Linked DNA regions of Homo sapiens: region 2 is linked to region 1. The links are chromatin loops, found by intact Hi-C in ENCODE. Cell type or tissue: IMR-90. All regions are shown on one strand. Each heading gives the region's core, and the rest is flanking DNA. Links, peaks and the distances in the headings are about the cores only.

Evidence for each region. Hi-C counts contacts between places; a loop is a spot of excess contacts. Peaks named below come from ENCODE experiments on the same cell type or tissue, not always from the same donor. Only the 100,000 strongest peaks of a DNase experiment are listed, where the experiment ranks them.
Region 2: it touches region 1 in a loop (10-fold over the local background); 3 of 110 quality-filtered maps call a loop at or near these places.

Annotation. Positions count from the first base shown.
Region 1 is chr12:105,091,644-105,102,962 of GRCh38, reverse strand. LOC414300 (a long non-coding RNA gene) reads left to right here. Exons shown (of 2, transcript NR_121211.1): 2 at 243-491. Among named protein-coding and RNA genes, the nearest start is that of WASHC4, 10 kb to the left of the region's middle. RefSeq lists an enhancer at 9,841-10,455. In IMR-90, for the core only: a CTCF peak has its summit at 1,753 (motif pointing right); a DNase peak (open chromatin) is centred at 2,202; H3K27ac peaks cover 178 bases.
Region 2 is chr12:104,675,102-104,691,701 of GRCh38, reverse strand. The region is part of intron 2 of CHST11 (carbohydrate sulfotransferase 11); the gene reads right to left. Among named protein-coding and RNA genes, the nearest start is that of MIR3922, 92 kb to the right of the region's middle. RefSeq lists a silencer at 3,564-3,759. In IMR-90, for the core only: no CTCF peak of the experiment used is centred there; a DNase peak (open chromatin) is centred at 6,641.

The sequences.
Region 1 (11,319 bases), core at 1,240-3,739:
TTTGGCCTTATTTCCTGGTATAGCTGATAATTTTTTTAGTGCATCTTGACCTTTATGTATGAAAAATTGTAAACATAAGTTAAGCCTCTGAATGATGTCATCTTTCTTCAGAGGGGATTACTATATTTTCTGGAAGGCCATTAGTGTAGGGACAGATTACTTTAACCCAGTCTAGGACTGTTCTGATTAGAAACTGGGTTTCTGTCTTTGTGAGAGCTCATCTATTTCTGTTATCACCTCAGTCCTAGGGTATAGCTTTGCAGGAGAGCTTGGCAGAGCCTGCCAAACCTGATCAGCTTTTCCACCTCTCAGCTACTGCTTTCGGCTCCCCAGCCTCATAAACTCTCAGCTGCCACATTACAAATCAGCAGATGTCTTGAGGTGAAATGTGGTGCCAAATGTCAAGCTCAACTTTTTGGATCATCTCTCCTGAATTTCAGTTCCTCGAATCCTCACTGTCCTGGGTCTCCAATGCCTTCAAAAAGGATTTTAGCAAAAAAAGCAAAAATGGAAAAATTGGATAACATCAAACTTAAAAACTTCTGCATGTTAAAGTAAATAATCAACACAGTGAAAAAGCAAGCTATGGAATGGGAGAAAACAATTGCAAATCATATGTCTGATAAGGGATTGATTTCCACAATATGTAGAGAACTCTTACAACTCAACAACAACAAAACAATTTAAAAATTGGGCAAAGGATCTGAATAGACATTTCTCCAAAGAAGATATACAAATGGCCAAGAAGCATATGAAAAGATGTTCAACATCACTGTTAGAGAAGTGCAAATCAAAATCACAATGAGGTATTACCTCACACCCATTAGGATGGCCACTATCAATAAAACAAAAAATAACAAGTATTGGCAAGGATGTGGAGAAATTGGAACGCTTGTGCACTGCTGGTGGGACTGTAAGATGATGCAGTTGGTATGAAAAACAGTATGGAGGTTCCTTAAAAACCAAACATAGAATTACAGTATGATCCAACAATCCCTCTCCTGGGTATATATCTAAAAACAGGCTGGGCATGGTGGCTCATGCCTGTAATTCCAGCACTTTGGGAGGCCAAGGTGGGTGGATCAGTTGAGGTCAGGAGTTTGAGACCAGCCTGGCCAACATGGTGAAATCCCGTCTCTACTTAAAATGGAAAAATTAGCCAGGTGTGGTGGTACACACCTGTAATTCCAGCTACTCGGGAGACTGAGGCAGGAAAATTGCTTGAACCTAGGAGGCAGAAGTTGCAGTGATTGGAGACCACGCCATTGCACTGCAGCCTGGGCAACAAGAGCGAAACTCTGTCTCAAAAAAACAAACAAGAAACATGGAAAGCAGGATCTCAAGGAGATATTTGCACACTCATATTCACTGCAGCATTAATCACAATAGCCAAGAGGCAGAAGCAGTCCAAATGTCCATAGAGGAATGAATGGATTTTTTAAAATGTGATATATATATATATGTATGTATGTATGTATGTATGTATGTATGTATGTGATGGGGTGCAGGAAATACTACCCCAGCAGCTTCCAATTGTGCTTACAATAATATAGTCTCCCACTTGTCTGTATGCTCTATAAACATCTAAACCTTATCTCTTTGATACAGTTCAGTGCCAAGTATAATGCTAGGTACATAGATGATAAACATGTATTTGTTGAATGAGTGAACCAATAATTGTCATTTTTTTCAAGTGCTCTGTAGTAAATACTCAGTTTACAGGAAAAGTATTTCCTAATAGTTCTTCAACAGATGGCACTGTTTGTTAAGGAATCTAAAGATAAAAGAAATCATGTAATAAATGGCTTTTTTAGTTGTTCATTTCTTCAACCAGTATTTAATCAGGACTTTCTCTGTTTGGTATGTCACAGTGACCAAAACTCTTCAAAGAGCCCAATTGTCTGGTAAGTGAAATTTTTCAGATGTTTTAACTTAGGGGTCAGCAAAGTACAGACAGCAGATCAGTAAATAAAGTAAAACTTTACTTACTTTTGTAAATAAAATATCAGACTACAGCCATGCCCATTAATTTACATATTTTACATTAAACATAATTTACATTTGTGTTTCATCTATGGCTGCTTCACACTAAAATGGCAGTTGGGTAGTTATAGCAGCAATCATATGGCCCACAAGCCTAAAATATTTGTCACTTGGCCCTTTAAGAAAAAGTTTGTCAGCTGGGCATGGTGACTCACTCCTGTAATCCTAGCAGTTTGGAAAGCTAAAATGAAAGGGTAGCTTGAGCCCAGGAGTTCAAGAACAGTCTGGGCAACATAATGAGACTTGGTCTCTAAAAAAATTTGTTTTAATTAGCTGGGTGTGGTGGCATGCACCTATAGCCCCAGCTACTTAGGAGGCTGAGGCGGGAGGATCGCTCGAGCTCAGGAGTTCAAGGATGCAGTGAGCTGTGATTGCACCAGTGTACTCTACCCTCGGCAACAGAGTGAGACCCTGTCAAAAAAAGAAAAAAAAAAGAAAAAAAGAGGAAAAAAAGAAAGAAAGAAAGAACGAAAGAAGAAAGAGGAAGGAAGGAAAAGGAAGGAAAGAGAGGAAGGAAGGAGAAAAAGAAAAAAGGAAAGAAAGAAAAAGAAAAGAGAAAGAAAGAAGGAAAGAAGGAGAAAGAGGAAGGAAGGAAAGGTAGGAAGTTTGCTGATTTATCTGAACTCTAAAAGCAAAATAATATAAAAAAATTTTTTGCTGGCTTGACGCAGTAGCTCATGCCTATAATCCCAGCACTTTGGGAGGCCGAGGCTGGTGGATCATGAGGTCAAGAGTTTGAGACCATCCTGGCCAACATGGTGAAACCCCATCTCTACTAAAAATACAAAAATTAGCTGGGCGTGGTGGTGCGTGCCTGTAGTCCCAGCTACTCAGGAGGCTGAAGCAGGAAAATCACTTGAACCTGGGAGACGGAGGTTGCAGTGAGTCAAGATTGTGCCATTGTACTCCAGCCTGGGGACAGAGCGAGACTCTGTCTCGAAAAAAAAGTTTTGCTATATAAGTTATGTAAAGTAGGTTGAAATAGTCTACTTTTAAAAGCATAGACATTTTTGAAAATCTTCATGTCAAAATAATTGATAAGGACACTTCTAATAATGGAGGTAGCATAAAGTGGTCAAGTGAACCCATCTACAGTTAATAACTAAGAAAAGTGGCCAAAATATCTAAAAATGACTTTTTAAAAATCTAAAACAATAAAAGCAGGTAAAAACCACAGGAGAATTTGTTCAGCAACTGATAAGAATTATGAGTTTGTGGCTTTTTGTCTGATGGTGTCCCTCACCACTGAAGCTCAGCACTGCAGGCTTACTTGCTCAAACTGTCAGCAAACTGAGTACAGGGTTTGTTAGAAGAGGTCATCAGTTTGGGGAGTGACCTACAAAATGTGTGAGATCCAAAATCTGGGTGTAAACTCTGCCCAAATCACTGACTGACCACTAAAATACAGACAGCCTGATGAAATAACAGGAGTCCCTGAAAAGCAGAACTGCACTCAGTGAAGTGTATGAGTTTGCTGCTCTTTTGAATGCATATATTTCCCAACAGAGGTACACCTTGGGTAGCAGAAAGCTGAAGACTTATTTGAGGTAACAGCGAATAGAAGTAGAGCTGCCAAAGCAGTTTAGAATTTAGAAGGAAAGACTGATAATTAGGGCAACTGCAGATGGGTGTAACCCCCGCAATCTAAGTATAAACACTGGCCAAATCCTTCACTAAACTAAGAACGAAGCAGAATATAAACTGCTTCACTCTACTAAGGAGACAGGGAGTCAGGGCAAGTTTACTTCATTTAAAAACAAATAGTCAAACAGGCATGGTGGTTCACACCAGTAATCTCAGCACTTTGGGAGCAGAGGTGGGAAGATCACTTGAGCCCAGGAGTCAAAGACCAGACTGGGCAACAAAATGAGACCCCGTCTCTACAAAAAAATTTTAAAAATTAGCCAGGTAGCCAGGTGTGGTGGTATGCACCTGTGATCCTAGCTACATAGAAGACTGAGGCAGGAGAATTGCTTCAATCCAGGAGGTCAAAGCTGCAGTGAGCCATGCTCCTGCCACTGCACTCTAGCCTGGGTGACAGAGAAAGAACTTGGCTCAAAGAAACAAACAACAAAAAATGCCAGTCAAATAATTATCTGAAGAAAAAAATAGAATCCAGAGTGGCCACAATATGTTACATACAATGTACAGTTTTAACCAAAAGCTTTATAAGAAGATAACAAAATCTAGGCACTCAACAGTGTAAGACTCAAATATCCAATTAAAAATTATGAGACATACAAAGAAGCAAGAGAATGTGATCTATAACCAAGTGGAAAATCATGTAATAGACATAGAAAGGATAGGAATGGCCAGGCATGGTGGCTCACTTCTGTAATCCCAGCACTTTGAGAGGCCAAGGTGGGCAGATTGCTTGAGCTCAGGTGTTCGAACCAGCCAGGGCAACATGGCGAAATGCTGTCCCTACAAAAAATACAAAAATTAGCTGGGAATGATGGCATGTTCCTGTAGTCTCAGCTACTGGGGAGACTGAGATGGGAACTGGAGCCCAGGAGGTCAAGGCTCCAGTGAGCCAAGATTGCACCACTGCGCTCCAGCCTGGATGACAGAGTGAGACCCTGTCTCAGAGGAAGAAAGAAAGAAAGAAGGAAAGAAAGAAAGGGAGAGAGAGAGGGAGGGAGGGAGGAGAAATAATGGGAATGGTGAAATTTGCAGATGAAAATGTGAAAACAGCATTAAAATCATGTTTTACAGAAAATCTGCTGAATGGGAAAAAATATTTGCAAACTATGCATCTGACAAAGGACTAATATCCAGAATCTACAAGGAACTCAAACAGAGCAGCGAGAAAAAGCAAATAATCCTATCAAAAAAATGGTCAAATGACATGAACAGACATTTCTCAAAAGAAGATATATGAATGGCCAACAAACGTGAAAAATGCTCAACATCACTGATCAGGGAAATGCAAATTAAAACGACAATAAGATACCACCTTACTCCTACAAGAATGGCCATTATTAAAAAGTCAAAAAACAACAGATGGTGGTGTGGATGTGGAGAAAAGGGAATGCTTATACACTGCTGGTGGGAATGTAAATTAGTACAACCTCTATGGAAAACAGTATGGAGATTTCCTAAAAAACTAAAAGTAGATCTACCATTCGATTCAGCAATCTCATTCCTGGGTATCTGCCCAAAGGAAAATAAGTTATGTTAAAAAGTCATCTGCACGCATGTGTTTGTTGCAGCACAATTCACAATTGCAAAGACATGGAACCAACCTAAGTGCCCATCGACCAATGAGTGAATAAAGAAAATGTGATATACATACACCATGGAATATGACTCAGCCATAAAAAGAACTAAATATGTCTTTTGCAGCAACTTGGATGGAGCTGGAGGCCATTATTCTAAGTGAAATAGCTCAGGAATGGAAAACCCAATATCTTATGTTCTCACTTATAAGCAAGAGCTAAGCTATGGATGCACAAAGGCCATATATGCACAAAGTGATATAATGAACTATGGAGACTCAGAAGGGGGAGAGTGGGGAGATATAAAAACTATATATTGGATACAACATATACTACTAGGGAGACAGGTGCAGTAAAATCTCAGACTTCACCACCATACAACTCATCCATGTAACCAAAAACCACTTGTACCCCAAAAGCTATTAAAATATAAAAAGTTTTAACTGAAAAAAATAAAATAAGATAAAATTATGTTTTAATTTTTTTTCTTTTTTTGAGACAGAGTCTCACTCTGTTGCCCAGTCTGGAGTGCAGTGGGTGCAATCTCAGCTCACTGCAACCTCCATCTCCCAGGCTCAAGCGATTCTCCTGCCTCAGCCTCCTGAGTAGTTAGTATTACAGGTGCATGCCACTGCACCCAGCTATTTTTTTTGTACTTTTAGTAGAGACAGGGTTTTGCTATGATGGCCAGGCTGGTCTTGAACCCCTGGCTTCAAGTGATCTGCCTGCCTCTGCCTCCCAAAATGCTGGAGTTTTAGATGTGAGCCACTGTGCCCAGCCTGTTTTAGTTCTTAAAGGAAAACATGGGCTGAGTATGGTGGCTCACACCTGTAATCCCAATGCTTTGGGAGGCCGAGGCAGACCGATCAGCTGAGGTCAGGAGTTCAAGACCAGCCTGGCCAACATGGTGAAACCCCATGTCTACAAAAATACAAAAATTAGCTGGGCACGATGGCAGGTGCCTGTAACCCCAGCTATTCAGGAGGCTAAGGAGGGAGAATCACTTAACCTGGGAGATAGAGGTTGCTGTGAGCCGAGATCGTGCCATTACACTCCAGTCTGGGCAAGAGAGCAAGACTCCATCTCAAAAAAGAAAAGTAAATATGAACACAATGAGGAAAGAAATGTAAGATATAAAAAAGAGCCAAAAAAAAAAAGAGCCAAACAAAACTTTTAGAAATGATAATGAAAGATTTATGGAATGAGATTAATAGCAGAGTAGGCACAAGGAAGAAACTGTCAATAAATGTGAAGAAATACCAATAGGAACAATCTAAACTCAAGAGAGAGAAAAAAAAGAAAGAAATTAAGAAAATCTCAGATAACTTTGGGACAATATCAAGTGCTATAATGTACATATAGTTGAGGACCCAGAAAAGGAAGGACAGGAAAATGTTTAAGAAACAATGACCAAAATGTTGGCACATATGAAGCAAATAATAAACTTATATATCTTAAACTCTCAATAACCCCAAGCAAGACACACACACACACACACACACACACACACACACACACCATACTCACATCATGTTAAGATGGCTAAAAACTGTTGCGGGAAGTCAGGGACCCCAAACGGAGGGACCGGCTGGAGCCAAGGCAGAAGAACATAAATTGTAAAGATTTCATGGACATTTATTAGTTCTAATACTATAAAAGTATTAGAATTAATAGTTTTATAATTTCTTATGCCTGTCTTTACTGCAATCTCTGAACATAAATTGTGAAGATTTCATGGACATTTATCACTTTCCTAATAATACTCTTATAATTTCTTATGTCTGTCTTTAATCTCTTAATCCCATTATCTTCATAAGCTGAGAATGTGCATCACCTCAGGACCACTATTGTACAAATTGATTGTAAAACATGTGTGTTTGAACAGTATGAAATCAGTGCACCCTGAAAAAGAACAGAATAACAGCAATTTTAAGGGAACAAGGGAAGACAACCATAAGGTTCTGACTGCCTGTGGGGTTGGGCAGAATAGAGCCATATTTTTCTTCTTGCAGAGAGCCTATAAACAGACATGTGAGTAGGAGAGATATCACTGAATTCTTTTCCCAGCAAGGAATATTAATAATTGATACGGTGGGGAAGGAATGCATTCCTGGGGGGAGGTCTATAAACGGCCGCTCTGGGAGTGTCGTTCAATAAGGACTGAAATACACCCTGGTGTCCTGCAGTACCCTCAGGCTTACTGAGGCATAAAGCATTGGGAAATTCCAGCCTGGCAAATTCTAGTCAGACCAGTTCTCTGCTCTCGAACCCTGTTTCCTGTTAAGATGTTTATCAAGACAATACATGCACAGCAGGACATAGACCCTCATCAGTAATTCTAATTTTGCCTTTGCCTTGTGATCTTATTGCCCTTTGAAGCATGTGATCCTTGTGACCTACTCCCTGTTCATACACCCCCTCCCCTTTTAAAATCCCTGATAAAAACTTGCCAATTTTGTGGCTCGGGGTCATCATCACAGTTCTACCAATAAAAATAACTAAGAGAGTATAGTTGGATACAAACAATCCAACTATACAAAGAATAAATGCTTGAGGTGATGGATACCCCATTTACCCTGATGTGATTATTATTTATTTATTATTATTATTATTTTGAAATGGAGTTTGCTCTTGCTGCCCCAGCTGCAGTGCAATGGCGTGATCTCAGCTCACCCCAACCTCTGCCTCACAGGTTCAAGTGATTCTCCTGCCTCAGCCTCCGGAGTAGCTGGGATTACAGGCATGCACCACAGTGCCTGGCCATCTGATGTGATTATTATGCATTGTATCTCTGTATCAGAATATCTCGTGTACCCCATAAATACATACACCTACCTATGTACCCACAGAAATTCAAAATAAAAAAAGAATGCAGAGATAGACTGGGTGAAAAAAGAAGATCCAGCAATATGCTTTAAATATAAAGACACAGATTTTATGCAACAAAGGGATAGGGAATGATATACCATGATAACTCTAATCATAAGAAAGCTGGAGGGCCAGGCGCGGTGGGTCACACCTGTAATACCAGCACTTTGGGAGGCCAAGGTGGGCGGATCACCTGAGGTCGGGAGTTCGAGACCAGCCTAACCAACATGGAGAAACCCCATCTCTACTAAAAATACAAAATTAGCCAGGGATGGTGGCGCATGCCTGCAATCCCAGCTACTCGGGAGGCTGAGGCAGGAGAATCGCTTGAACCCAGGAGGCAGAGGTTGTGGTGAGCCGAGGTCTTGCCATTGCACTCCGTCTAAAAAAAAAAAAAAAAAAAAAAAAAAAAGCTGAAGTGGCTGGTGGCCATATTAACATCATACAAATTAGAGTTTGGAACAAAGAATATTATCTCAAATAAATAGAGACATTTCACAATGTCAAAGTGATTAATTCATCAAGAAGACATTACAATCCTAAATATATATGCTCTCAATAACAGAACTTTAAAATATATGAAACAAATTCTGACAGTATAGAAAGAAGAAAAAATAGATGAATTTACAATTATAGTTTGAGACTTCAACATTCCTCTTTCAGTATTTGATATAACAAGTAGACAGAATGTAGACGTATATAGAAGAATTAAACAATATTTTCACCAACATGTCTTAATTGATGTTTACAAAACACTCCATCCAACAACAGCAAAATACACATTTTTTTCAAGAGTACAGGGACTATTCAGTAAGATAGGCCTTGTGGTAGGCCATAAAATAAATCCCAATAAAGTTAAAGGGATTGAAATATAGTTATATTCTCTCACTACCATGAAATTATATTAGAAATCAGTAACAGAAGCATCGTAAACTCCATGGAAAACGCTAAATATTTGCACAAATCTCATGGACATCATGCTGAGTGAAAGAAACCAGGCTCTAAAAGTTACATACTATTGTGTTTCCGTTGATTTGACAACTACATTCAAACTACAGTCATAGAGAACATATCAGTGTTTATCAGGGCAAAGAGGTGGTTAATGGATATCACAACAAAGGGATAGGGCAAGGACTTTTTTCAGAAGGTGAGTAATGCAACTATTGATATTTTGACTGTGGTATTCCCTACACAAGTATATACATGTGTTAATACTCATAGAATTGTATACCAACAGTAAAGTCATTTTTACTGAATGTCAATTTTAAAACATCTAGTGTGGGGTTGGCCTTTGTGTGCATCTGGCTTCAGAATTCAAATGATGCCCACTGTTTGAATTTTTTTTATTATTTTTTTATTTTTATTTTATTAATTTTTTTTTTGATAGGGAGTTTCGCTCTTGTTGCCCAGGCCTGAGTGCAATGGCGTGATCTCAGCTCATCGCAACCTCCGCCTCCCAGGTTCAAGCGATTCTCCTGCCTCAGCCTCCCTAGTAGCTGGGATTACAGGCGTGTGCCACCATGCCTGGCTAATTTTGTATTTTTAGTAGAGACGGGGTTTCTCCACGTTGGTCAGGCTGATCTCAAACTCCCGACCTCAGGTGATCCGCCCGCCTCGGCCTCCCAAAGTGCTGGGTTTACAGGCATGAGCTACTGCGCCCAGCCATCACTGTTTGGATTTTTACTGTTTCTTTTCTGTGTCTTCTACAGTTTGGGCTACATTCTTTAGGTTCCTATGGTATTCCTCGGCAGCTTCAGGCTCACATCATGACAAAGCATCTGCCTTGTTCATCTCTCTACATCTAGCATCTACTACAGTGCCCAGCACATGACAAATGCTCAAACATTACTTAGTGAACAATTGTCCTTAAATTTGACACACAGCTTGGTGGAGTCAGGCATGGAGCAACATATTATCGCATTATTGCACAGATTACTGGTGATAACATGAAAATGAGAGTGGTTATTTCTACCTAGTTTAGCACTGTTCATGTGGCACTGTTTATTTCTTTTGCTCATTTTTCTTGATGTCCCGGTGAAATGGCTCCATTGTCTGGAGTATATCCCCTGGTTCTTTGTCACAGCCGAGAAAGAATTCAAAACATGGACACACACAAGGAGTGGGTTTAGGAGCGGAAAGTTTAATAGACAAGAAGAGAGAGAAAAAAGGCTTCCTCATGCTGAGAAAGCGGATTGCCCCAAAGGGACTCCAGTTTGGGGCAGAACGCAATCTGTTTTGTACGGAGGCTTGAGGAGGCGGTGATTGATTTACATCGGGCACAGGAGATTGGTTTGACCAGGTGTGTCATTTACGTAGCCAGCGAAAAGACTGTCCCTCCCATCCTAGTCTTTTTTTATGCAAATGCAGCCTCCTCCTGGCGGCAGCCATCATACCTGTATACGTGGTTTTACCTGAAGGCTGCTTTAATGCCAGCAAAGGCGGTCATAAGGAAAAGAGGGCGGGAGACCCCATATTGAATGTACCCGGGTTTCAGGTACAGCTGCCGACATTTACATATAAAAGCTTCTCAGGCTGCTTTCTGTTAAAGAAGAAGTGGCTTGGGGCCGCTTTTTATTAAAGGAAAATTCCACTGAGAACTTTCACCCTTTCTAGTTGCCTAAGAATTATTTCTTAATAACTCCTGTATTACCTGGTCAGTTATAATTGAATGCAGGAGAGTGAATGAACAATTGCAGGCTTTCTGGATGATGTTATTTTTCTCCAGACAGGATTGATCCTATTCTTTGGCAGGCAACTAAAGTCAGGCAGATCAGCTCATTCCAATCAGGGCTGAGAGCATGTGAGGCTAGGCTGCAGTCTTACAATAGTTGTACTATCTCTAGTTTGCACCCTTTCCTAGGGTAATGTCATTGAAGAGTATCAGCTGAGAGCTTGTGGTGTTTACTGGACTTCTTCCTTCTTGGCAGATGCTGAATTCCAATTTCATGGTACAGAAAACTCTGCTGTGCTTTTCGGTCATTTCTGCTTGGTTTAATAGCCTCTAATCCCATGCACCTCTAGAATCAGCAAGTACTTCTAGCTAAAAACAGTTATCATGAACTGAGTACACTTCTACATCTCTTATCTCCAAGATCTTGGCTCCTAAATTCCTGGCAGCTCAAACTCCAGTTTTTATCTTCTCCATCCCGTTAGATTGCTGAAAACTGCTGGTGTCTCTAGCATCTTCTTT
Region 2 (16,600 bases), core at 5,597-8,096, 420 kb after region 1:
CCTGGCCAACATGGTGAAACCCCAACTGTATGAAGAATAAAAAAAAATTAGCTGGGCACTGTGGCGCATGCCTGTAATCCCAGCTACTTGGGAGGCTGAGGCAGGAGAATCGCTTGAACCAGGGAGTTGGAGGTTGCAGTGAGCCGAGATCACACCACTGCACTCCAGCCTAGCGACAGAGTGAGACTCCATCTCAAAAAAAAAAAAAAAAATTGTGCCTCTAATGTGCCTGGTTTCCCCCCCGCCCCCAGTATTCTTTAAAATAGACACATCACCATTAAGAGAAAAATGGTTGGTGTGGGTAGCATGCTTTGGGGAATGCTGGCTTGTGCTCATCTAACAGTGGATGAACTGGAAGTCTAACTCTCACTTTAGCACCCACCTGACGCCCTCTCTAGGCACCCTTCCCTGGTGAAAGACAACAGGACACAGAACATCACATCCTCACAGCCCATCCAGAGCTGAAAGGCAGTTCAGAACGGGCTGAACCAACCAACCCTTCCCGTGCCTTATTGGGCACTGGCACATTTTCTTAGTAGAGAAACTGAGGACCTGGAGACCTGTCTAAGGCCATCTGTTCTTCGAGGACAGGACTGCGGCTAGAACCCACATCTTTGACCCCAGACCTGGTGAGAGTTGGGAGGAAAGAAGATGGTAAGAGTCTATACATGACCTAATTTTTTCAACATAGCCAATAATGGATTCTTTCAGGCAAGAAAAGACCAGTCTTTGATGCTGGCCAAAGATGATTCTGATATGCAGTAACTACAGTGAGTAAGCTGCACTTGTGAAAATCCTGTTTTGGTCTGACATTCCCCGATCACTCTGTTTTTATTCTCTTGCTCATATCTCTTTTATTTTATTTTTATTTTTGGAGACAGGGTCTCACTCTGTTGCCCAGGCTGGAGTGCAGTGGTGCAATCCTGGCTCACTGCATCCTCAACCTCCCAGCTTGGATGATCCTCCCACCTCAGCCTTCCCAGTAGCTGGGACCACAGGCGTATGCCCCCATGCCCAGCTAATTTTTGTATTTATTTATGTAGAGATGGGGTTTCACCATGTTGCCCAGGCCGGTCTAGAACTCTTGGGCTCAAGTGATCCACCCTCCTCGGCCTCCCAAAGTGCTGGGATTACAGGCATGAGCCAACGCGCCCAGTCTCGTATCTCTTTTCAAGCAGCCTGTTTGTCATTGTTTTATGACTGGCCAGAGGAAGACCTCAGATGTTGGACCTAATGCATCCATTTTTCATATAAGAGGGGATCAGAAATCGACTTTTATTCCTACCCAACAAGAAGCGACAAATGGATGCAACTTTAAGAATAGTTTTTAGCAAATTGAAAAGAGAAATACAAATGAAATGATTCAAACTTCAGAATGCACAGAGACCCAGAGACAGGAAGGGAATGTTTAAATCCTCACGGAGTCCCAAAACAAAATCCTTCCAATGCAATTCTTTCCGTCAACTCCACTTTAATAGAAAGCTATTAACTGGATTCTCACCTTATTTATAGGTACTGTGTTATTTTAATGAAAACTAAATCTCGCTTGCTCTGCTCAATCCTTTCTCTGCTCAATTGATTTCCTGTGGCTACATGGGAATAAATTATTTTTAAATCTTCACCTTCGTCACAAGAGTGTGAGCCCACCTGAATGGGGAGACAATTGATATTAGACAAATTGAAAATATTCTTGAGAATGTCATGCAAAATCCCCTCTGGGTTGAATCGACCCAGTTTTGACTTAAATTATGATTTTTGCGTAGTGGTTTTAAGTAAAAAAAAAATGCACAGACATTTTGTGAAAGAGGAAAGGGAAGAGACGGGGGAGAGACCACAGCAGAGGGGAATGGGGAAGAGCATCCAGGGGCAGAGCTGGGGACAGTATTGGGAGGGGGAAGGAGAGAGGGAACTGGGCTTGTCTGTCTAGTTAAGCAGACAGTGCCTGTGTTAGGCTCTATGTTCCCATGATGGTCTTCATAGGGCTCTGTCTCTCCCAGGACAGTCCAAATCTCTCCATTGTTAAAGGACAGCTGTCTCCCCAACCCCGTCTCTAACTTCAGGCAGGTATGCTAGCCGCCTTGGGCACTGGTATAAGGCAGCATCTACCACAGTGCCTGGCAAGGAGAAGAATCACATAAATGTAGTTGCAATGATTAATCACGTAATTATAGTAAGTGCATGATACAAGGTTGCTGAATGAATGCATGAAAGAGAATTCAAAAGGACTTGCTCACCTCGTCTCAGCCTCACAGCTGCTGGGAAGTATGTTCTGCCCCATCTTCAACAGAGCATAACACACAAACGAGGGTCTCAGGCGTCTGCCTGCTATGGGATAGAACAGCCATTGGGCCTATCCTTGGCCATGGAAAAAGCTTCCACTGTATTTCGATTGGAAGCAAGCATGTCCACCTGAGGAGGCAGCAGGCGATTTATGGCCCTGAGGTTTCAGGTTGGGTAGGAAGGGATTCTGGCTGAGGCCAAGGTTTATTTTGGTCTTAAAAATTTCTTTTCCTAATCCTTACTCATTGCAGGCAGCTTGGAAGGAAAATGAGAAAGTCACAAAAGAATGAAGAACATCACAATAGACCATAACACCTAAAGGAAATACTGTTAATATTTTGACATTTGTCCTAGAAATGTTCTTTCACGAATGTGTGTATATAGAAAGAATTGTATCATATAATACTTATATTAAAAAGTCTACTATTTTTATTTAACAATAGCTTGTCTCCTTCACCTCCTCCTCTTGCTCCTTCTTGCCCCTTCTTGCCCAGGCTGGTCTCGAACTCCTGGGCTCAAGCCATCCTCCTGCCTCAACCTCCTGAGGAGCTGGGCCTGCAGGCTCATCACCATGCCCAGTAGCAATGGCTTGTAACTGACATCTTCCCATGTCCATAAACTTTATGCTACAACATCATCTTAAGGGCTCTATACATTTTCCTTATATGGCTGTGACAGAATATACTTAACCACACCCCTATTTTGGTTACTGTCTAGTTCCAATTTTTTGTTATTAGAAATAATACCTGTGTGAACATCCTTAAGGATCCTTAACATTTTATTTTTCACATATTTCTGAAGATTATCTTGAGAATATCTTACAGGTTTTTAAATACACGTTTCAGGTTGATGTTTTAACATTAATTTATGTTTCTAGCAAAACAAGTGAGAGGAAGAAGCAATTTATTCAGAAGACTTCCCAATACGTCAATCTAGCCCTATAGTTCAGTAGGCTCAGGGGCTCTTGAGCCTTGCTATCTGGGGCCACATCTCATTTTACCACCTACTGGCTCAGGGACTAGTGGTGAGTTACTTCTCCTTGCCTCGGTCTTCCCATCTATAAAATGGGTGGAGTGGCGCCCACCAGACAGGGTTGCTGTGAAGGTTCAACTTGTCAATCTAGACGGAAAGCATTTGTGATCAAGGATCAGAACAAGAGCTCCAGGAATCTGTCAGTACCCACCCTAACAGCAAGCTATTCATCCAGAGTTAAAATCCCACAGCAACAGTCACCTGAACACTTGTATCTCATTTTAAAATGGTCCCTATTGTTTTCCTCTGCTGCAACAGCCTGGCGTTCTTAACGCGCACACAGGGATGCCAATTTCCAGCCACACAAATGACCACATCTTTGCGTTTTCTAAGAATCAGAAGGCCCATCTGATGCCATGCAGGGAAGTGATGCACAGAAAACACAACCACACTGTTGCCAAATTCAAGTGTGAACCACACACTGGCTGAGAGCAGGAAACACAGAATAACAACCGCCACCCTCACCCAACGGCATTAAACTGTGAAATGCTGGTACGGTATGAAAACAGCTTCCCTTGTACCAGAAAACTGCATCTGGAGTATTTCTCCAGGAAATATTGTTGGTGTTACTAAAATCCAAAGCTGCAAAGGGAAAAAAAAATTTTGGGGGGGGCGGGGGCCGCTGTTTGAAACAGGATCATTCTAGGCAGGAAAGGCCATTTCTTTAAAAAAGAATCTTGAGCTAAACTGGCCTTGACATCTATCTTCTCATTTCAACTCGTAGTACCTCCTCACTTCCCAGAACCTCCTCACTGCCCAGGTCTTTGGGAAGTACCTCCTCACTGCCCAGGTCTTTGTCTAAAGACTACCCTGGAATCAAATCCTTGCCTCTGGCTTCCCAGCTATGACTATGGGCAAATTCTTAAGCTCTTTGGCCTCTTTCTTCATCTGTAAAATAAGGGCTACTGCAGCATCTACTTAATGCAGTGGTTGGACGGTGAGATGAGATAACTCAGGTAAAGCGCTTCACATGGTGTGTGGTACATAGTAAGTGCTCAATAAATGAGAACCATTGTTATTAACCATCACTATTGCTGTATTGTCCAGGATTTATACACATTTACTTAGTGCCTCTGATGTGTAAGGTGCTTTTACGAATTCAGTCAACAACCCTTGGCTTGACCACCCAAATGAGAACAAGGTGTAAAGCACTTGGATGCTAAAAAAACAAAATAGTTCCAGAAGAGCTGGTGAGGGGCATGGGCCCTGCTGACTGCCCAGTGCAACTTCTGAATCCTAGGCCCTATTGCAACCACTCTTAGCACTTGGCAAGGCCAGAAAGGTTGCTGTGTTAACTGTAGGTTTGTGGCATCTATACAGAAGGACCATGAGCCTTGGCAGTTGGGACCTGCACAATGCTCAAACCAATCCCTGTAGAGAGAGAGAGATGCAAACTGATCCAAAATATACAATTTTAAAACAAAACAAAAAGAAACAAGAATGGCCAGGTGTGGTGGCTCACACCTGTAATCCCAGCACTTTGGGAGGCTGAGGTGGGTGGATCACCTGAGGTCAGGAGTTTGAGACCAGCCTGACCAACGTGGTGAAACCCTGCTTCTGCTAAATACAAAAAAATTAGCCAGGCGTGGTGGCGGGTGCCTGTAGTCCCAGCTACTTGGGAGGCTGAGGCAGGAGAATTGCTTGAGCCTGGGAGGCGGAGGTTACGGTGAGCTGAGATCGCGCCACTGCACTCCAGCCTGGGCAACAAGAATGAAACTCCGTCTCCAACCAAACAAACAAAACAAATAAATAAAATAAACCAGAACAACAACAAACTAAAGGCTCTACTTAGCAGTTACTTTGTAACTTTTGATACAGTAGCAGCCACAGTTGCAAATCTTGTCCAGAAGTCCTACAATTTTAAATAAATAGCCAACAGGAAGTGACACATAGTAACTGAATTTGTGTGGGCCTAGTACCAGATTCAAGTTTCTCATCCTTTATTCCAGCAATCATCAACCAACTTTCTAGTCTTTACTGTCTTCTGCACCTGAGTGAGCAGAGGACTCTCTCTCAGAGCACAGCTGTCCCACATTCTGGCACCTGGAATCAGTCAGCCAAGCGCTGGATCAGCGGCTAAGCAGCTGTCCATTAGACTCCTAGGAAAAGTCAGGTCAACCCTATGAATCACTATGTTGTCTTTTTTTTTTTTTTTTTAAGAGGTGAGTTCTCCCTTTGTGATCACGTTGAAGTGCAGTGGTGGGACCATAGTTCACTATAGCCTCCAAACTCGGGCTCCAGCGATTCTCCTGCCTCAGGCTTCTGAGTAGCTAGGACTACGGGTATGCACCACCATGCCCAGCTAATTTTTTAAAAATGTTTTCGTAGAGATGAGGGTCTCACTAAGGCTGCCTAGGCTGGTCTCAAACTCCTGGCCTCAAGTGGTCCTCCCACTTTGAACTCCTAAAGTGTTGTGATTATTGGTGTAAGCCACTGTGCCCAGCCTATAGAAATGTTTTGCACGAATTTCTGGAACCATCAGAAAACACCAGAGTCTGCCAGAGAAGTCCCCAAATAGCACAGGAATAAATGGCATAAAATATTAATAATTCATGTCTCAGCAAGGGAATAGGCAGAGAACACATGTTCAGCACCAGCAGTGCCAGGAGCTGTTATTTTGACCTAACTTGCTCCAAATGAAAGTCCAGACACAATCTCTCACACAAAATTCTTCACCGGCTCAACCATAACAAGAATAGTCCCTAATAGCATTTATTAAGTGCTATTATGTGCCAAGCACCCCACATACATTAAACATATAATCCTCACAGTAGTCCTACAGGCAAGTGTTCATCTAGGTGATGGAAATGGAGCTCAACTAGGCTGAGAGACTTGCCTGAGGTCACACATTTAATGAGTATTTGAATCCCTGGTCGCCAACCCATACATTATGTCTTAATGATGAATATTCAAAAATGGAGAAAAGGTGTTCAAAATTTATCATTGGTATAAATCATGGTATAACTTTTCTCAATAAAAAGCACCTGTGTAACTTGAGATGAGCATCTGCATTAAAAGTCATAAAATAAGTTTAGGTTTCTTATACCAAACAACCTAATTTGCTTATATATAAATATCAAGGGATAGAAGAGCAGAATTTCAAGCCAAATTGAATAAAAAGCATGCAGTAACATCGCACCTCAGCCCTCTCAGGAGGCTATATATTAAGATTTTTTTAGGCCTTACACCTAATGCTTCTGGAGCAATGAGACAGATGAGGTTTTGCAGATTTACTTCAGCATAAATTAATGCTAACCATCTGGATGGATAAGATAACCAAATAGCCATAAAATCTTGGCAACCTCCAATGTAAGAAAAATTGCTTGGGAGCTGAGAGGAGGAACAAAATCCATGCAGAGTTTGTTGGAGGAATGCCAAAGTGATCATAGAGTTTACTAAGATTTTGACTTACTCTTGCACTTTAATCATAATATATTTGCAGCATGGGGGATTAGAGGCAGTCTTTGGAGGGAAGAGGTTGCATAGAAAATAATTCCTTATAGCTGCAGAGCACCTTGACTGAACAAAGGTGTTTTGGGGCTGGGTGTGGTGGTGGCTCATGCCTGTAATCCCAGCACTTTGGGAGGCCGAGGCGGGCAGACCACTTGAGGTCAGGAGTTCGAGACTAGACTGGTCAACATGGTGAAACCCTGTCTCTACTAAAAATACAAAAAATTAGCCAGGCATGGTAGTGCATGCCTGTAATCCCAGCTACTTGTGAAGCTGAGGCAGGAGAATCACTTGAACCTGGGAGGCAGAGGTTGCAGTCAGCTGAGATCGCGCTACTGCACTCCAGCCTGGGTAACAGAGTGAGACTCCGTCTCTAACAAAACCAAACCAAACCAAACCAAACCATATCAAACAAAACAAAGGTGTCTTGGCTTTCAGTTTGAGCTTTCTAATAGCCTTTGGAGCCATGGAGGGGCAGGGTGTACCATCCCCTTTTTACAGATGATAGAGTTGGGCTCAAAGAAGCTGAGTAGCTCTGCCATTCAAGGCCAATGCTCTTTTCACCACCCTGTGTAGATGTCCTCTCATCCATCCACCTATCTGTCCATCTATCCATCCACTCACTCACCCATCTATCCATCCATCCATCCATCCATCCATCCATCCATCCATCCATCCATCCACATTTTGTACCAATTCCTATTTATTCTGTAATCCTTCAAGAAGGAAGGAAAGGAAAGCCAGTCCTTTGGGGGAAGAGCCACACCCATGCGTCTACGCACAGTTTTGCAAGAGGAGTCCTTTCTCATAAATAATGCCACCATCTTGGGGATCTGGAGCTCTGCCCCGCTGCTAGTTCTGCCGCATCTCCTCGCTCCTCCCTCATTTCCACTGCTGACTATTCTGCCAGCAGTGTGCACTTACAGTCAAGTGCTAAGCATTAAGGGAACATTCTTTCACCTCTCTGCCCTTCTAATCCACTGAATTGGTAGGACTCCAGGCCTCTCTAGCTTAGGTTACTTGGCTAACAGATGCTAGCATGATGGAACTGAGTTCAGAGGTGAATCTAATCATAGTGAATTTTCCCATAGATGTGAATGCATGCATTCACTCCCACATTCATTTATTCACCGACAGATTCCTTCATTCATCCTGGTAGATGTTCTTGGCATCTACTCACTGCCCGGCAATGCGCCCAAGGGATGTAACAATTGATACAATTCAAATGTCAAAGAAAAATGTTCAAAGCATGATTTTTAAAAATTTTCCTTTGCAGGTGGGTAATCTGGTGTCGGCAAATCAAAGATCTGCCCCATGAGAGTGATCAGTTCTGGGGTGGCTGAAAGGGGAATCTCATATCTTACTATTTCCTGGGAAAATCTATCCATATTTCTGAATACCATATTTCAACCCCACAAAGTTGCTCCCAACCACTACAGGAAAATTGTTCAGTGTAGCCACAGCTGGATTTAGACCTTTAGAGGTCTGAAACCCTAACAAAACCATAGGGCCACCTCCAAAATGTGATTCGAAGTGAAAATAAGGTGAAACCATAAAGTAAGTATAAGCCCGGCCTCATTTCTTACTGGTCCTATGATGACTACATTGATGATTTTTATAAATATAAATGATTTCTCTTTCCCTCTCTCTCTGTTTTGGGGTGGGGAGCTAGCATGTGTCCAGCTTTGCTGAAGCCTCTGCCTTAGTTTTGTCTGACTGCTGGGTTGTCTCGCACTGAGCAGGTGGATACTGGGCCTGAAAGTGTCAAACCCTGCTCATTGGTGACATTCTCCCCCTGCCCAATCATACTCCATTCCACCTCCTGCTCAAGACCCCGCCCCCTTTTGCCATTTCAACACTTTCTTCCTTCCTGCAAAGGTTAGTTTCCCTTTTGAGGTTTGTACATCTTTTAAAGTGGCTTCACTTTTGTCTTTGAATGCATAACACTCCCGTGAAGATAAGTACAGTTTACCCCTATTAGACAAGTCTGGAGAAGAAGGACAGAGAGTCAGGTGGGGCTGGACACAGGGTTGGTACTTGGTGATCGGTGGCTACGGTTACGGTAGCTGGCTCATTAAGGCCAGGAGCAGTGTTGAAATCTGGAACCTGATTCTCAGTGCTTTCTGCCGGGCTATGCTGCTGTCACTGGGATTGAACATCGGTTGCCATGGGGCAGAATTTATTTCCCAATGAGGTGGCTTCACAGGAGAAACACATCATACAGGTGAAATCCTAATGCCATATGGAGGATACCATTGCTATCTCTAGTCTGTCTCAGATTCTCCCAATGTCAGTTTGGTGAAAAACAAGACCATAAACACCAGAGAGATGAAATCTTTCACTACCAAGATCCAGGCCAAGACATTACAGGTGTTACCAAAACTGGGGTAACCAGGAGTCAACTGATATCAATGATCCACTTGTGTCCGATGGCCAGGGAGGGTTTGCTTGTCACCAAGGACACAACTAAAATACAACCATAACAAATGCTGCTGCTGTTTCTTCAGGCAGGTCAAAGCTTATAGAATATTACTGATCTTTTCTTTTGTGTGCTGCTGCCTCTACTCAGTTTGTGGCGGTTGGCCAGACAGATGAACACTTTTATTCCTCAACGGCATGCTCAGATGCAACCTCCTTTAGAAAACTTTCCTGATACTCTTGTTCCCTCACTTTGTCCCTCCCTGATGGAATTTGCTGTTCCCAGTGCTGTACAACATATATACTTCCAGTAGAGCCCAATCCCACATTATATTATTTCGGCATTTGTCAAAATATTATGCCAGTGTCTTTTTTAAAAAACCAAAACAGGCCAGGCGCGGTGGCTCACGCCTGTAATCCCAGCACTTTGGGAGGCCGAGGCAGGTGGAACACGAGGTCAGGAGATCGAGACCATCTTGGCTAAAACGGTGAAACCCCGTCTCTACTAAAGATACAAAAAAAAATTAGCCGGGTGTGGTGGCGGGTGCCTGTAGTCCCATCTACTCGGGAGGCTGAGGCAGGAGAATGGCGTGAACCTGGGAGGCAGAGCTCGCAGGGAGCCGAGATCGCACCACTGCACTCCAGCCTGGGCGACAGAGCGAGACTCCATCTCAAAAAAAAAAAAAAAAAAAAAAAGCAAAACAGACAAAAAGAAAAAAGAGGTATATGAGTGTTTCTAGACCTATCAGACTGAAAAACAGACTTCAATTGTCTCCCAAGTAGCAACTGGGACTACGGGTGCATGCTACCACACCTGGCTAATTTTATTTTTTTCTGTAGAGAAGGGGTTTTGCCATGTTGCCCAGGCTTAGCATGTCATTTTAAACTTTGTATTATTTCTGAAAGTAATGAAACTATATCTCTTTTTTAAAAAGCAGCTTGAGATATAATTTATGTACCATAAAATTCATCCATTTAAAATGCACGATTTAGTGGTTTTTCATGTATTTACAGAGTTGTGCAATCATCGCTGTAACCTAATTTTAGAATATATTTATCACCCCCAAAAGATTCTGTCTATGCCCTTTCTAAGCCCTATGCAACCACTAATCTAGTTTCTGTCTCTATAGATTTATCCATTCTGGAACTTTCACATTAATAGAATCATATCATATGCGGTCTTTTGTGAGTAATTTCTTTCACTTAGCATAATGTTTTTGAGGTTCATCCATGTAGCATGTATCAGTACTGCATTCCTTTTTATTGATGATCTATTTCTATGTATCCTATCATTTAGATGGTAATGCATGAAGTTACTCATTACAAAGTCATTAGACAGCCCAGCTGTACTCACTGCCACCCAGTGATGTGTTACTAGAGAAGTGTTGTACCTTTCCTTCCAGGTACTCCACAACAGGCTGGTAAGAGACTGCAAGAAGAGAGAACCTTTAAACTGATCAAGCACTTGCCTTGCACTAGATGTCTTCATTTATTATCTCAATTCATCCTCACAACAACCCTTTGAAGTAGATATTATTATCCCCAGTGTTATTGAGGTCCAGAGACTTTAAGAGACTTGTCCAAGACCACACAGCCATTAAGTGGCAAGACTGAGATTCAAACCTAAGATCTGTCTGCCCCTAACATCTATGCCTTCTTCACCTGAACCCTTCACTCACAGCAGGAACAGGGGGGCGGGGCACTCAAAGATGTGGGCCCAGCTAGTCAAGCTTTGCTTGCACGTGAGAACCCGGGGGAGTGTGGTATAAGTTAAAAGTCAGGGTGACCTGATGATTTCAAACGTGGTTTGGGTGGGCACATACCAGAGGAGGAGGGATTGAGAGGAACTGACTTTACTGAGTGCACAGCATTTCCTTCCCACATGGAGCAGGTGCAGGAGCTGAATCACTGACCCAATAAGCAGAAATAAACCCTCGAATGACAGGACACCAGTGGGAGGCTCCACACTTCTGCACTTCTGCCCAGTAGGCAAAAGCAATGGTGCTTCCTAGCAGAACATCCTTACTTCTGTGGTCTGACCAGGCCCCGCAGATTGGCCCCTGTGTGCCTGCCTGGCCACATGTCCGTCCCCATCCCCACATTCATCAGGGTTTCCTTGCACAGCCTTTGTGTTTGCTTCTTCCAGCCACCAGGCTTGCATCTGCTGTGGTGCCCTTGCACTTGCTCTTCTCTCTGCCTCAGTATGTCCCTGAGATGTCCCCATGGCATTTGCATGTCACTCCAGTGTTGAGAGGCAAGAGCGTGGCTTAAGAGCAACACCCACTGGCTCACTCATGCTATTACTACCTTGTATCTTCTTATATATCTATTTGCTATCACCTGCGTCCTCTCAACCAGAAAGTATGCCCCTTGAGAACAAGGATTACACAGCCTTATGCACTGCTGTATCCCTGGGGCCTAGCCCAAAACCCCTGCACACAGCAGGAGTCCAGTTGATGCTTGGTGAGTCGATGAATGCTCAGAGGTTCAAGTCACTCTAAAGAAAGCAGACCAGTTGGTGGGGCTTTGCAAATTATAAGGTGGTCCAGCAGATAACCCTGATTCCTGGGGCAGTAAAAAAACAAACCAACAACAAAAACAAACCAGAGGGGTTTTGTTGTGGGGAGGCCTCTTCCTCTGGACAGTCAGGGCCGCCACCCTTTGACAAGAGTCAGAGATGCTGTGAGGAGCCTGCCATGATTCTGGCAGCCCTGTGGGGAGCTAATTAGGATTTTCCATGGGGCGGGGCTCCATTGCGTCTTTCTCTGTGCTCTACCATGAATTACACATGGCAGTTTCCAAAAGGGAAAGAAAGATGCCTGCTCTCTGCAGGGCAGGTGATAGTGCTGGCTGTCCCTGCAGCTGGGGCTCGGCGGCCCCAGTATGTTCAGGCCACAAATCCCACTCAAAATCCACACAGGCCTGGCCCCCCTCACCAGCTGCTGGGGTCTCATCAGCAAATGACTTCGCATGAGGGCTCTCTCCATTCCCAACTCTTCCTTCTCAAACCACACACGGGGCGGAGGTCAAAGAAGAAGATCTGACTCCAGAGTTCTGCTCAAGGGAGACTGCGGCTCAGGGGGATATGGAGCAGGACGCGGAGGCTCCGGGGCCTGAATTGGTTCCAGGCCTCGGTGGGTACCCTCCCAACGGGTTTACAGACAAACGTATATGCCCTCGGTCTCCCTTCGCCTCTCTCCTGGCCGGTGGGGGCTGTAAACTGTGGAGAAGGCATTTGGGGTCCTGAAGTCCTCACTGCTAAATTCTACTTCCCTCAGATAGCACTGGCTTCTGGAAATGGAACTTTCTGGGTTGGAATCTTGACTTGATCATTTACTAGCCAGGTGACCTTGGACTGAATCTCTCTAAATTCCAGTTTCCTCATCTGAGTACTACGAAGATAGGAACATCCACCCTCACAGGTCGGTTGGTGGCCTTTCCTCCTCCTTCATTCAGCTAATGTCTACTGAGTACCAACGACATCATGGGTGCCCTCTTACGAGCTGGTTTTGTCTGGAGAATCTCAGGAGAGATAAAAATAGCGGCGAGACTGTGTGAGCTAGAGCGGGAGAAATTAAAATAACCCTAAGACTGTGTGAGCTAGAGTACGTGACTTTACCTCTCAGTCTGTTTCACAAACTGAATGAAATGGGGTCAATGCCACACTCCTGAGGACTGTTTTGAGTATTTAATTCCAAACGTAACCGAGAGCCTGACGCACAGTAGATGCTCAATTAATGCTCATTGTCACTCTCTGAAAATATAAAATGTGGTTTTTATCTCCCCCACCGTGAAGAAAAATAAAAACCTTGTCCTTTCATTCCTTGGCAGCCTTAACAAGCATGAAGAAATAGGGTGTTTTGTTATGCAGAATTACTGTAGCAACGGATAACTGATACAATTGCTGAATCAATTCAGTAATACCTCCAGTATACCTGAATAGTCTAATTCATTTGATGTTTTTCATTTATTAAACTATGCCTCCATTTCCTCATCTGTAAAATGGATTAGTTGAGAAGACTAAATGAATTAAATCATGCAAAACATTTAGAACAGGATGTGGCCCATAATAAGCGCAGCATGTTAGCAAGTATTTTCATAAATGCCCTTCATTTGTTAGGCAATGTCTCACTCTGGGGTTATGGCAGTCAATAAGAGCCAATGTCCCTGTTCCCCTAGAAGTTCCATTCCAGAGGTGGTGAGAGAGACACCAGACAAATAAGGTGTTTTCTTTCAGTGAATGGAAATGTTGGGGAAGGATATACCTTTCTAGGCAAACCTTTACAATATGTTATTAGAACATTTTTCTTTCTCCATTGGGCCCTAAGATAGGCCAATAGAGATATCCAGCAATAAAAGTTAAATGTAAGGTTAAATTCTAGAGGTGATGAGAGAGACACCAGACAAATTAATGAGCAAGATCACTTCTGATGGTGACAAGTGCTATGAAGACAATAAAACAAGGCAATGCAAGAAGCAGTGCCTGGAAGGTTGGAGAAGGCCTCTCAAAGGAGGTGATATTTCATCTGAGACTTGATGAGAAGGCACCAACCACAGAAAGATCTCAGGGAAGTATGTTCCAGGAGTGGGAACAGCAAATATGCAAGTCCTTTGGTGGAACCTGTTTGACATGTTTGAGGAATGTGGGCCAAGAGGCTGGAACAGCAACTGAGGGACAGGGTGATATGAGGTGGGGCTGGAAGGCAAGCAGGGCCCCTTGGAAACAGAATCATCTAGCCCTCTGCCATTGAATCTCTAACCGCCCGTCTTGGCAACATGGTACCCAAGGAGGAGGGGAAGCTGTGCGCAGCTATGCGCCACATTTGAACTTCCGTGAATCTGCAAATGGACCAAATTTCCCTACCTCTCTCTCTCTGCTCTATTCCCCCCAAATTCCTAGTGGTTTCTCCCACTTTCAAATGGACACCCTGAAGGAGAAACATCACATGACCTGTGAAAGGCTGATCAAACAGAGTTGCTATTTAGGCTCTAGGCTCCAATAGGGGCTATAAATATCTTGGGCCTCTTTTAATATAAATGCTGTCACAAAAGACTGCCTTGATCTGCAGCATTCACAAGAAAATACTGTTTGACAAGCTAATCTCCACTCACCTTCCCCTTCTGTTCCTCGCCCATCCTCTGGTCAGCTGAATAACCCTTTTGTTCCTAACTGAGTCCAGTTCTAGCTAGTTAGAACCAGGTTTTGTTGTTTTTCTGCTTTTTGGAGGCCATGGGGACCCCTCGACCTGCATGCTAAGACTTTTGTTCCCTCTGACCAGGCCAAGACACTGGGCTCTGTTTGTTATTACAGGAACATTAAAAATAATTGAAAAGTAATCATTGCGAGAATAATGGCTCCCATTTTTGAGAGCCAATTAGGACCAGGCACTTTCCACACATTACTTCATTTTGTGCTCTCAACAGTCACGCAAAACTGGTACTGAAAACTCTATTCTTCAGATGAGGAAAGGAGGAAATGGGGCAGGGTCGGGAGAAGGTTGGAGAAGGGCGAAGAAATGAAATGTCTGCTTAGCCTAGGCTCACAGGCTAGTAAGGGCAGGGGCTGGGATGGGGCCCACACCACACAGCCCCTATAGAAACAAGAATGTGCCAGCACCCTGGCACGATGAGAATGGCCATCTGTGCTAGGCAGAATGACACGCCCAAAAGGCCGCATCCTAATCCCTGGAACCTGTGAATGTGACCTTCCATGGCAAAAGGAGAATTTGCAGCTGCGGTAGAGTGAAGGGTCTTGAGGTGGGAAGGTTATCCTGGATTTCCCAAGTGAGCTGCAGCTTCCTTAGGAAAGGAGGCAGGGAGGCCGGGTGCAGTGGCTCATGCCTGTAATCCCAACACTTTGGGAGGCCGATCACAAGGTCAGGAGATCGAGACCATCCTGGCCAACATGGGGAAACCCCATCTCTACTAAAAATACAAAAATTAGCCAGGCGTGGTGGCACATGTCTGCAGTCCCGGCTACTTGGGAGGCTGGGGCAGAATAATCCCTTGAACCCGGGAGGCGGAGGTTGCAGTGAGCCGAGATTGCGCCACTGCACTCCAGCCTGGTGACAGAGCGAGACTCTGTCTCAAAAGAAAAGGAGGCAGTGACTCGGAGTCAGAAAAGATGTGACAATGGAAGCAGAGTTGAGGAGATGCGGCCATGAGCCAAAAAATTCAGAAGGCATCTAATAGCTAAAAAAGGCAAGGGACAGATTCTCCACTGGAACCTCTGGAAGGAACTCATTTCTGCGGACACCTTGATTCTTGCCCCAGGAGACCCATTTCAGACTCCTGACCTCCAGAACAGTAAAATAACACATTTATATTGTTTCAGCCTCTACTTTGTAGCATTTTGTTACAGCAGCAATTGGAAACCAATACGGTGCCCTAACTGCAGGCTGATCTCTTGCTCAAATGAGATACATGACTCAAAAATCAAAACAATATAAAAAGATGATCATTGAACAGGTCTTTCCTATGCAGACAGAATTATAGGAGTTGACCAGTCGAGGCATGCGGGGATGTAGCTTGTGAACCTTGGCTCTGGAGTCAGACCTGGATTTTAGCCTACACCTCCTGACCACAGCACACGTGACCCTGAGTAAGCCCCCACCTTCTCCGAGCACAAATTCCTCATCCACAAAACAGGGGTGTACCTCTGTCAGAGTCCTTGAAGGAATCAACAGCAATTAATGGAACTGAGTGCTTACAGCCTGACAGCATGCTGTGGACTTTTTGCATGTATGTATCATCTAAGCCTCAAAACAACCCTGTAAGAATGGCAATGTTATTAATCCCATTCCACAGGAGAGGAAACTGAGGCACAGGGAAGTAATTTGCTTAAGTACGTGGTTTAGGACCAGGAATCTGACTCCAGAGTGAGTGGTTCTTCAACCCCTGGATTGAATAAAGTCCAAACAAAGCACTTGGCACTGAGTAAGCACTCGGCTCATAACAGCGGTTGTTAGTTCGGTTCATTCATTCATTCATTTATTTCTTATGGCCTCAGTTAATTGGATCCTGTGAACAGGAGATAGTAATACACCCTACTCACATTACATAGCTAAGAGAAAATAAGAAAAATGAATATTGGAAAGTTATGAGTCTGTATCACCCAGGGGGAAAAAGGCAAATCTACGGTTGAAGCAATTCCATACCATTCTTACTTGTAGAGAGGGCACATGAGTGTATTCGATGCTGCCATCAAGACGTGAGCATAACAGAAGCTGAAGTAATTTCTGTCAATTATAGGTCCTTAATGAGATCTATTTCAACGGTAAACCTCTCTTTTTAAAATAATGACGACTATCGTCATCTACTTCTGGTTCAATTTTAAAAGCATTTCTTTATAAACTTTTCATTTGGCCAGAATATTTTAATATATGTAACTGCTTAGAGTGATCACCACTAAAACATTAAT